2 separate regions of the Homo sapiens genome follow, and region 2 is linked to region 1. A link is an interaction called in ENCODE POLR2A ChIA-PET data of the cell type or tissue named here. Cell type or tissue: GM12878. All regions are shown on one strand. Links, peaks and the distances in the headings refer to the core of each region. The heading gives the core; the rest is flanking DNA. Region 1 overlaps INSR (insulin receptor). Region 2 overlaps INSR (insulin receptor).

The links. ChIA-PET counts read pairs that join two places held together with the same protein. Peaks named below come from ENCODE experiments on the same cell type or tissue, not always from the same donor. Only the 100,000 strongest peaks of a DNase experiment are listed, where the experiment ranks them.
Region 2: POLR2A ChIA-PET joins it to region 1 with 7 read pairs; 10 of 35 experiments call an interaction of 5 or more read pairs at or near these places.

What each region holds. Positions count from the first base shown.
Region 1 is chr19:7,212,049-7,216,309 of GRCh38, forward strand. All of the region lies in intron 2 of INSR (insulin receptor), which reads right to left. Among named protein-coding and RNA genes, the nearest start is that of INSR, 80 kb to the right of the region's middle. RefSeq lists enhancers at 518-1,064, 1,065-1,610. In GM12878, for the core only: a CTCF peak has its summit at 1,559; a DNase peak (open chromatin) is centred at 2,121; H3K27ac peaks cover 2,697 bases.
Region 2 is chr19:7,262,407-7,266,925 of GRCh38, forward strand. All of the region lies in intron 2 of INSR (insulin receptor), which reads right to left. Among named protein-coding and RNA genes, the nearest start is that of INSR, 30 kb to the right of the region's middle. In GM12878, for the core only: no CTCF peak of the experiment used is centred there; no DNase peak of the experiment used is centred there.

The DNA of each region.
Region 1 (4,261 bases), core at 262-4,261:
TGGGGAGGGGCCGTCTTGTACATTGCAGGGTGCTGAGCAGTATCCCTGGCCTCCACCCACTCCATGTCAGGAGCATCTCCCCCCACCCCGACGTGTGACAACCACAGATGTCCCCAGAAATATCCAGACCCACCCTAGGGTGAGAACCACTTGGTGAGCGAGACTCTTGCCAGAGCCAGAGGGAAATCATCAAAGCCGATGGGGCTGAAATGGTTAAGTTGGTCCATCTGTCTGTCTGTTCATCAGGCCCTGATTTATAGCTTTGGGGGCTCCAGCACCCCATTCCCCTGGCTTCCCCACAGTCACACTGCCATTCCCCATCATCCCCGGGACCCAAGCCCTGCGATTCCCGCTCAGCTCCCACCTAGCAGACACATGTTGAATCGAATGCCCATTCATCTGTCCAAGATTTGCTGAGGGTCTGCCATGTTTTGGAGGCGCTTCAATAGCGACAAGACATCGTGGACCTTGACCTCATGGTGCTTCCAGTCTAGCAGGCAGGCAGGCAGAATCAGAGAGAAAATTTTTCTTTAAATTTATTTTTGGGTTTTTTTGAGATGGAGTTTCACTCTTGTTGCCCAGGCTGGAGTGCAATGGCATGATCTCGGCTCACTGCAAGCTCTACCTCCCGGGTTCAAGCGATTCTCCTGCCTCAGCCTCCCAAGTAGTTGGGACTACAGGCACCCACCCCCACGTCCTGCTAATTTTTTGTATTTTTAGTAAAGACGGGGCTTCACCATGTTGGCCAGGCTGGTCTCGAACTCCTGACCTCAGGTGATCCACCAACCTCAGCCTCCCAAAGTGCTGGGATTACAGGTGTGAGCTACTGTGTCCAGCCAGAGAGAAAGTTCCATCTGCTTCTGTACCACCCTCTAGCAGCCCTCTCCAGCCCCGCCCCCTCAGTGAATTCCTACAGCACACAAGGATCCCAGGCCAGCAATTAGAGTCCTTTTTCAGCTCTGTTTAAAATGTGAGGCTTAGAATAACAGTGAAGATGCTTTAAACCACTACAGGGGGCCGGGCGCGGTGGCTCACGCCTGTAATCCCAGCACTTTGGGAGGCCGAAGTGGGCGGATCACGAGGTCAGGAGATCGAGACCATCCTGGCTAACACGGTGAAACCCTGTCTCTACTAAAAATACAAAAATTAGCTGGGCGTGGTGGAGCACGTCTGTAGTCCCAGCTACTTGGCAGGCTGAGGCAGGAGAATCGCTTGAACCCGGGAGGCGGAGGTTGCAGTGAGCCAAGATCGCACCATTGCACTCCAGCCTGGGCTACAGAGCGACTCCATCTCAAAAAAAAAAAAAAAAAACAAACAAAAAACCCTACAGGGCACTGCAGGAACCCACCCTCCATAAAGTATGCAAAGAATTATTATGCAGCATTCACTTCCCCTTTGCTTCTCTCCCCCAAGGAATGCTCAAGATAAATTCTCTCTTGCAGGTCCTTTATTTATCAAGCCAAACAGCATCTCAGAGGGATAATTTATGCAACAAAGGTTGCAAATCATTTGCACATCTTCAAAGTATTATTGTCCATAGCCCAGTGCATGAGCGCCTCTAATTGTCTACAAAGAAAAGCAACACCTTCAACAACTCACGTCCAGCAGAGAAAGACTTCAGACAGGAAAAGTCAAATCACAAGTTAAAAAGTCAGAACTGGCTGGGCACAGTGGCTCACGCCTGTCATCCCAGCCCTTTGGGAGGCTGAGGCTGGTGAGTCACGAAGTCAGGAGTTCGAGACCAGCCTGACCAACATGGTGAAACCCCATCTCTAGTAAAGATACAAAAAATTAGCCAGGCGTGGTGGTGCACGCCTGCAATCTCAGCTACGCGGGAGGGCTGAGGCAGGAGAATCGCTTGAACCCGGGAGGCAGAGGTTTCAGTGAGCAGAGATTGTGCCATTGCACTCCAGGCTAGGTGACAGGGCAAGACTTTGTCTCAAAAAAAAAAAGGAAATGGGATACAGACACTTTAACTTCCCAAAACCCAGACAGGTTGGCTGTTAGCAACCTGGGCGAGAAGTCTATGAACCAGCTTCACAATAAATGCCTTTTAAGGATGGCTATGTGATGAAGGTGTTTTCTCTTTGTGATTAAACGCCTTACTCATCTGAAGGGGGAAATTCCATTTAAGAAGTGAACCAGGTATGAGAAGAGACATTTTCCCCAGAGGGAGGCAATGACCTCTTTCCTCCCTGGGGCTCGGAACTTGTTTCTTCACACGTCCTCCCAGAACTCTAGTTCTTATTCCCCCCTGTGCTGGCCCTCCATAAACATTTGCTGAACAAATAAACCCATGATGGAAGGCAAGAGAAACTTCAAGACAAGACGGCTAGGCCGCCGACTGCCTAACTGGAGGGAACCAGATGTTAGCATTAAAGTTAAAAGTTAAAAGCCTTCCCAAGGTCACCAAGCGAGGTCTCTCTAACCTGGCCTGAGGTCCTCATTCTTCTCTACCCTGTTTACCCAGGATGGAAAAATGACATTCTCTGCTGGTGGGCTGGTTGTCCACGTGAGAGATTTCAACACAGCGTTTGGAGGTTTTAAACCTCTATCATCGCTGCAGCCCAAGGAACAAAATCAGGGGCCAGGTATGCATTAGGGGATTTGCAAATGCTGTCTTATTTCATCCACTCAATGACCATAGAGGAAGATATGATGATGACTTATCCCTCTTTTTATAGATGAGGAAACAGAGATGTTCAGTAGTTCCAAAGTTCCTTCCCTTCCCTTTTTTTCTTCCCTCCCTCCCTCCTCCCTCCCCTCCCTCCCTTTCCTTCCTTCCCTCCCTCCTTCCTTCCTTCTTCCCTCCGTCCCCACCTCCTTCCTTCCTTCCTTGTTCCCTCCCTTTTTTTTCCTTCCTTCCTTCCCCTCTCCCTCCCTCCTTTCTTCCTTCCTTCTTCCCTGTCTTCCCAGCTTCTTTCTTTCTTCAGGGTCTGCTTCTGTTGCCCAGGCTGGAGTGCAGTGGTGCAATCATAGCTCACTACAGCCTCGACCCCTGGGCTCAATGGATCTTCCTGCCTCAGCCTCCCGAGTAGCTGGGGCTACAGGCACACGCCACTGTGCCTGGCTAAATTTTTATTTTTTGTAGACAAAGGTCATACAGCAAAGAAGTGGAAGAACTAGGATTCGAACCCAGGACCATGGGCTCTGAGTCTGTGCTTGTTCATGGAAGCACCAGCCAGTTCAGACACTCCCAGGCCTTGCCCAGATGGTCAAATGCTTCAAACAAGGACACCAGGGAAGGTCACTGTTCCTCGTATTTATGCCCCTTGTGTCACTGTCTATATCTGGGGTTAAGAATCACTCCAAAAACACCACAATGATCTCCCAGACTCTCAATTCCAGCAGAGCAGACAGCCGTCCCCACCACCACCCCCTCCACCCACTCAGTCCTCTCTCGGTTCCACTTCAGGATGACTCGAAAGACAGAAAAAGACTCAAAGCAAAATGCCTAAAGCTTGGAAACGCCAGCAGCCCCTGAAAACTACCGAGCTTCCTTTTCCTGTATTTATTTATTTATTTATTTATTTTTTTGAGATGGAGTCTTGCTCTGTCACCCAGGCTGGAGTGCAGTGGCATGATCTTGGCTCACTGCAACCTTCGCCTCCCGGGTTCAAGTGATTCTCCTGCCTCAGTCTCCCGAGTAGCTTGAATTACAGGCGCATGCCACCACGCCTGGCTAATTTTTGTAATTTTTAGTAGAGACAGGGTTTTACCATGTTGGCCTGGCTGGTCTCAAACTCCTGACCTCAGGTGATCCACTCACCTTGGCCTCCCAAAGTGCTGGGATTACAGGCGTGAGCCACCACACCCAACCCTGAGTCTCCTTTTCTGATAACATCCTTCATTTCTGCTTCCTTCTGCTTCCTTCTCTGAACATATTCGAATCACAAAGCCCCAGCTCTGTTGGGAAATTCCGACGGGAATTGAAACAGGTTCCTAATCTCATGGTCTCACCTGAGGGAAAAGTGGCTAAGAAGATGGAAGCAGGCTGGGCACGGTGGCTCACGCCTATAATCCCAGCACTTTGGGAGGCCAAGGTGAGTGGACCACCTGAGGTCAGGAGTTCTAGATCAGCCTGACCAACATGGTGAAACCCCGTCTCTACTAAAAGTACAAAAAATTAGCCAGGTGTGGTGGCGTGCACCTGTAATCCCAGCTACTTGGGAGGCTGAGTCAAGAGAATTGCTTAAACCCAGGAGGCAGAGGTTGCAGTGAGCTGAGATCGTGCCATTGCACTCCAGCCTGGGCAAGAGAG
Region 2 (4,519 bases), core at 201-4,200, 50 kb after region 1:
GGTTGCAGTGAGCTGAGATCGCACCATTGCAATCCAGCCTGGGCGACGAGAGCAAAACTCCGTCTCAAAAAATAAATAAATAAATAAGTTTCCTAAAGCCTCAGCAACAAGGTTAATGCAGGCATTGAAAAGCTAGATGCGTCAACAGCAGTGGCCCTGATTCACAATGGCAGAAATGTGAAAGCGACCAAGTGCCCGTAGATGGATGAATACACAGGCAAAATGTGCTCCCTCCATACAATGGAACATGATTCAGCCTTAAAAAGGAAAGAATTTCCGACACAGGCTACCACGTGGATGAACCTTGAGGACAACATGCTCAGTGAAATAAGCCAGGCACAAAAGGATAAATCCCGTCTGATTCCACTCACAGGAGGTCCCTACAGTCATCACATTCATAGAGACAGAAAATAGGATGGTAGGTGCCAGGGGGCTGGGAGAGGGAGATGGTGGAGTGAGTGTTTCATGGGGACAGAGTTTCAGTTTGGGAGGATGAGAAAGTTTGGGAGATGGTGGTGGTGATGGTTGCAAAACCACGTGAACGTGCTTAATGCCACTGAAAACTGTGGACTTAAAATGGTTAAGATGGGGCCAGGCGCGGTGGCACTCACCTGTAATCCCAGCACTTTGCGAGGCTGAGGTGGGTGTATTGCTCGAGGCCAGGGGTTTGAGACCATCCTGGCCAACATGGCAAAGCCCCCTCTGTCCTGAAAATACAAAACTTAGCCGGGCATGGTGGCTGGTGCCTATAAGTCCCAGTCACTCGGAAGGCTGAGGCAGGAGAATCATTTGAATCCAGGAGGCGGAGGTTGCAGTGAGCTGAGATCACACCACTGCCCCCCAGCCTAGGTGGCAGAGCAAGACTCCATCTCAAAAAAAAAAAAAGTTAAGATGAAAAATTTATTCTATGTGTATTTTATCACAATACAAGAAATTGAAGAGGGGAAAGAAAGCTGAAGCTGAGTTGCTCTCAAAGACAGGGGCAACAGTTCAAAAAACAATCATTTTTTGGCCCCCTGGGGATACTGCTACTAATGGATGGCTGAGATATATACCACATGCCAGGAACCCGGTACCCCGGGAAGTGTTAGTCGCACCTTCTCCGGGTAACAAAACCCCCAGTACTGGAAAAACAAGCCCGGTTCTTTTTATTGTTTTGTTTTGTGTTCATTTTTGTTTTTGTTTTCTTTTGTTTTTGAGATAGAGTCTCAGTTTGTCACCCAGGCTGGAGCTCAGTGGCATGAACAGGGCTCAGTGCAGCTTCGACCTCCTGGACACAAAAGCCTGGTTCTTAATAGCAAAGCAATTTTTAATTCACTCAAAACATCAGGCACAGCCAGGCACAGCCAGGCACAGTGGCCGATGCATGTAATCCCAGCACTTTGGGAAGCCGAGGTGCTTGAGCTCAGAAATTTGAGACCAGCCTGACCAACATGGCCAAACCCTGTCTCTACAACATACACAAAACTTAGCTAGGTGTTGGCCAGGCACGGTGGCTCACCCCTGTAATCCCAGCACTTTGGGAGGCCAAGGCGGGCAGATCACCTGAGGTCGGGAGTTCGAGACCAGCCTGGCCAACATGGAGAAATCCCATCTCTACTAAAAATACAAAATTAGCTGGGTGTGGTGGCGCATGCCTGTAATCCTAGCTACTCGGGAGGCTGAGGCAGGAGAATCGCTTGAAGCCAGGAGGCAGAAATTGCGGTGAGCCAAGATCATGCCATTGCACTCCAGCCTGGGCAACAAAAGCGAAACTCCATCTCAAAAAAAAAAAAAAAAAAGTAGCCGGATGTGGTGACACCTGTAATCCCAGCTACTTGGGAGGCTGAGGCAGGAAAATTGCTTGAACCTAGGAGGTGGAGGTTGCAGTGAGCCGAGATTGTGCCACTGTACTCCAGCCTGGGTGACAGAACGAGACTCTGTCTCAAAAACAAACAAACAAACAAACAACAGCAACAACAACTGAACACCCAGCAGGGAGCAGGAGACTCAATTGCAGATAACACCATTCTGGATATTTTGTCTAAAACAGATACAAAAATAAATTCATAGAGGAATGTCTTAAATTATATCTCAAGATAGGTAGGCCTAGAGCTTTTCAAACAAGCACTACATTTGGAAAACTCAGTAATAGAATAAAAGAATGTTCACTGTTTCCCCTGGTGTCCCAGCTAGAAGCAGCTCACTTGTTTCTAAACAGAGAGGACATCCTTCCCACTCCTCCAAAAAATCATAGCTTTTATTCTGGTGTATGTCTTGCATAAATTTGGCACAAACCCCAGTTCTGTCTTTTATTAGCTGTGTGGCTCTGGGCAAGTTAAGTAACCTCTCTGGTCATAGTTTAGCTTCTCCTTGCCCCTGACCTACAATATTCTCAGGATTTTTCCACAGTGCAATAATAACGGTCCCCTCTCCCACCACCCTTCACTAACCCATCTTCCTTTTTCAACTATCCCACTCCCGATTTCCAACCATCCAACATGTCCCATGGAAGGACTCATGCTGGGGGCTCCAAGGGAGTCCTCACAGACAATTCCAAGGATTCTATTTAGGTCTATTTAAGGACTCACTCACTCTGGGTGGCTTCCCCAGAGCGTTGGGCTCAGATAAGAAGATCCTCCTTTCTCCCCTCCCTTCTATCTTTTGTGATACAACCCTCAAGCCACCCACTTAACTTCTTCCCACCTCCATCGCATGTTCCCTAGTTCTTCCCAGGGAAATGTGAAAAGAAGTCCATGAAACAACAAACAAGTAATGTGTGAATGTGGAATTGCCTCCTTGAGCATGAAAACATGATAAAACTACCATGATCAGAACAGTCACTACCATGATCAGAACAGTCACCGCTCTGTGGCATGGAGAGGCAGATCTATGGACACACCAGAAACAGACCCCAAAGCAATGGCAAAGAGGTAGATTTCTATAATCAACAGCTGTCTGAGGCCCCCAGTTAGCTATTTGGGAGAGAAACGAAACGCCCGTTGAGTCACACACACAAACAGATCTCAAGTAGTGAGGATGAATTTTTTTAGATAATAATAATTAAAATATAGGCTGGGCGCGGTGGCTCACGCCTGTAATCCCAACACTTTGGGAGGCCGAGGTGGGTGGATCACCTGAGAGTTCGAGACCAGCCTGGTCAACGTAGTGAAATCTCGTCTCTACTAACAATACAAAAATTAGCTGGGCTTGGTGGTGGGTGCCTGTAATCCCAGCTACTTGGGAGGCTGGGGCAGGAGAACCGCTTGAACCCGGGAGGCAGAGGTTGCAGTGAGCCGAGATTGCACCATCGCACTCCAGTCTTAACAACAAGAGTGAAACTCCATCTCAAAAAAAAAAAAAAAATTAAAATATAAAATGTAGAGAAAAAAAACCTTTCATGGGTAGAAGAAGACTTTCTAAGTGTAAAGTACAGAAGTGGCACACTGAAATCCAGCTCTGAACTCCATAAACATTTTAAGCTTCTCCAGCAAAACACTTCCCAGAGCATTTAAACCACTGAACAACAAAAACAACAAAATGCAATTGGCAAAGGGTTAGTAGCCTTCACTGATGAAAACCACATACAGATTAATTTTGCAAAAGCTACTGAGGTACTAAAAGACAAATGGGCAAAGGATATGAACAGGAAGAGAAAACTCAAATGATAAATAAACATGTTTTAAAAGGTTCAACCCCGATAGCAATCAAAGAAATGCAAATAGAAACAATGACAACACGTCAGCTCCTCCCTCCCGCAGTAAATTATGAAAGATTTTTCAAATAACACTCAAAGCTGGCCAAGGTGTTCCCTCTCCTCCAAAGCTAGGAGGAGTGGCCGTTGGCACAACATTTCCGGAACACCATTTGTCAATCTGCACCAAGAGCCTCTGACCCAGAAATTGCACTTCTGGAAAGCAAGCCTAAAGAAACAACTGCTAGATAAAGCTTTGACTCTAAAATGTTCATCACTCTCTTTGTGAAAACTAGAAATTATCTTTTTTTTTTTTTTTTTTTGAGAAGGAGTTTCCCTCTGGTTGCCCAGGGTGGAGTGCAATGGCACAATCTCGGCTCACTGCAACCTCCGCCTCCCGGGTTCAAGTGATTCTCCTGCCTCAGCCTCCCAAGTAGCTGGGACTACAGGCGTGCACCGCCACGCCCGGCTAATTTTGTATTTTTAGTAGAGATGGGGTTTCACCGTGTTGGTCAGGTTGGTCTCGAACTCCTGACCTCAAGTGGTCCACCCGCCTCAGCCTCCCCAAGTGCTGGGATTACAGGCCTGAGCCACCGTGCCCGGCCTGGAAATCATCTTAATGCCCAATAACAGGAATGGTTAAGGAAACCTTCAGTAGACACGACAGATTCCTGAAGATCACTAGAAGGAACAACCCCCAATAAACTACTCTCGGCGACATGCGTTGTGGAATAAGATGAATGTTTTGCTTTTTTTTCGTTTACAAGTGTCTTTTTCCAAATGTCTATTATAAGCAATATCACTTCTATAATCAGATAAGAACTAAACTATTTTTTTAAAAAAACC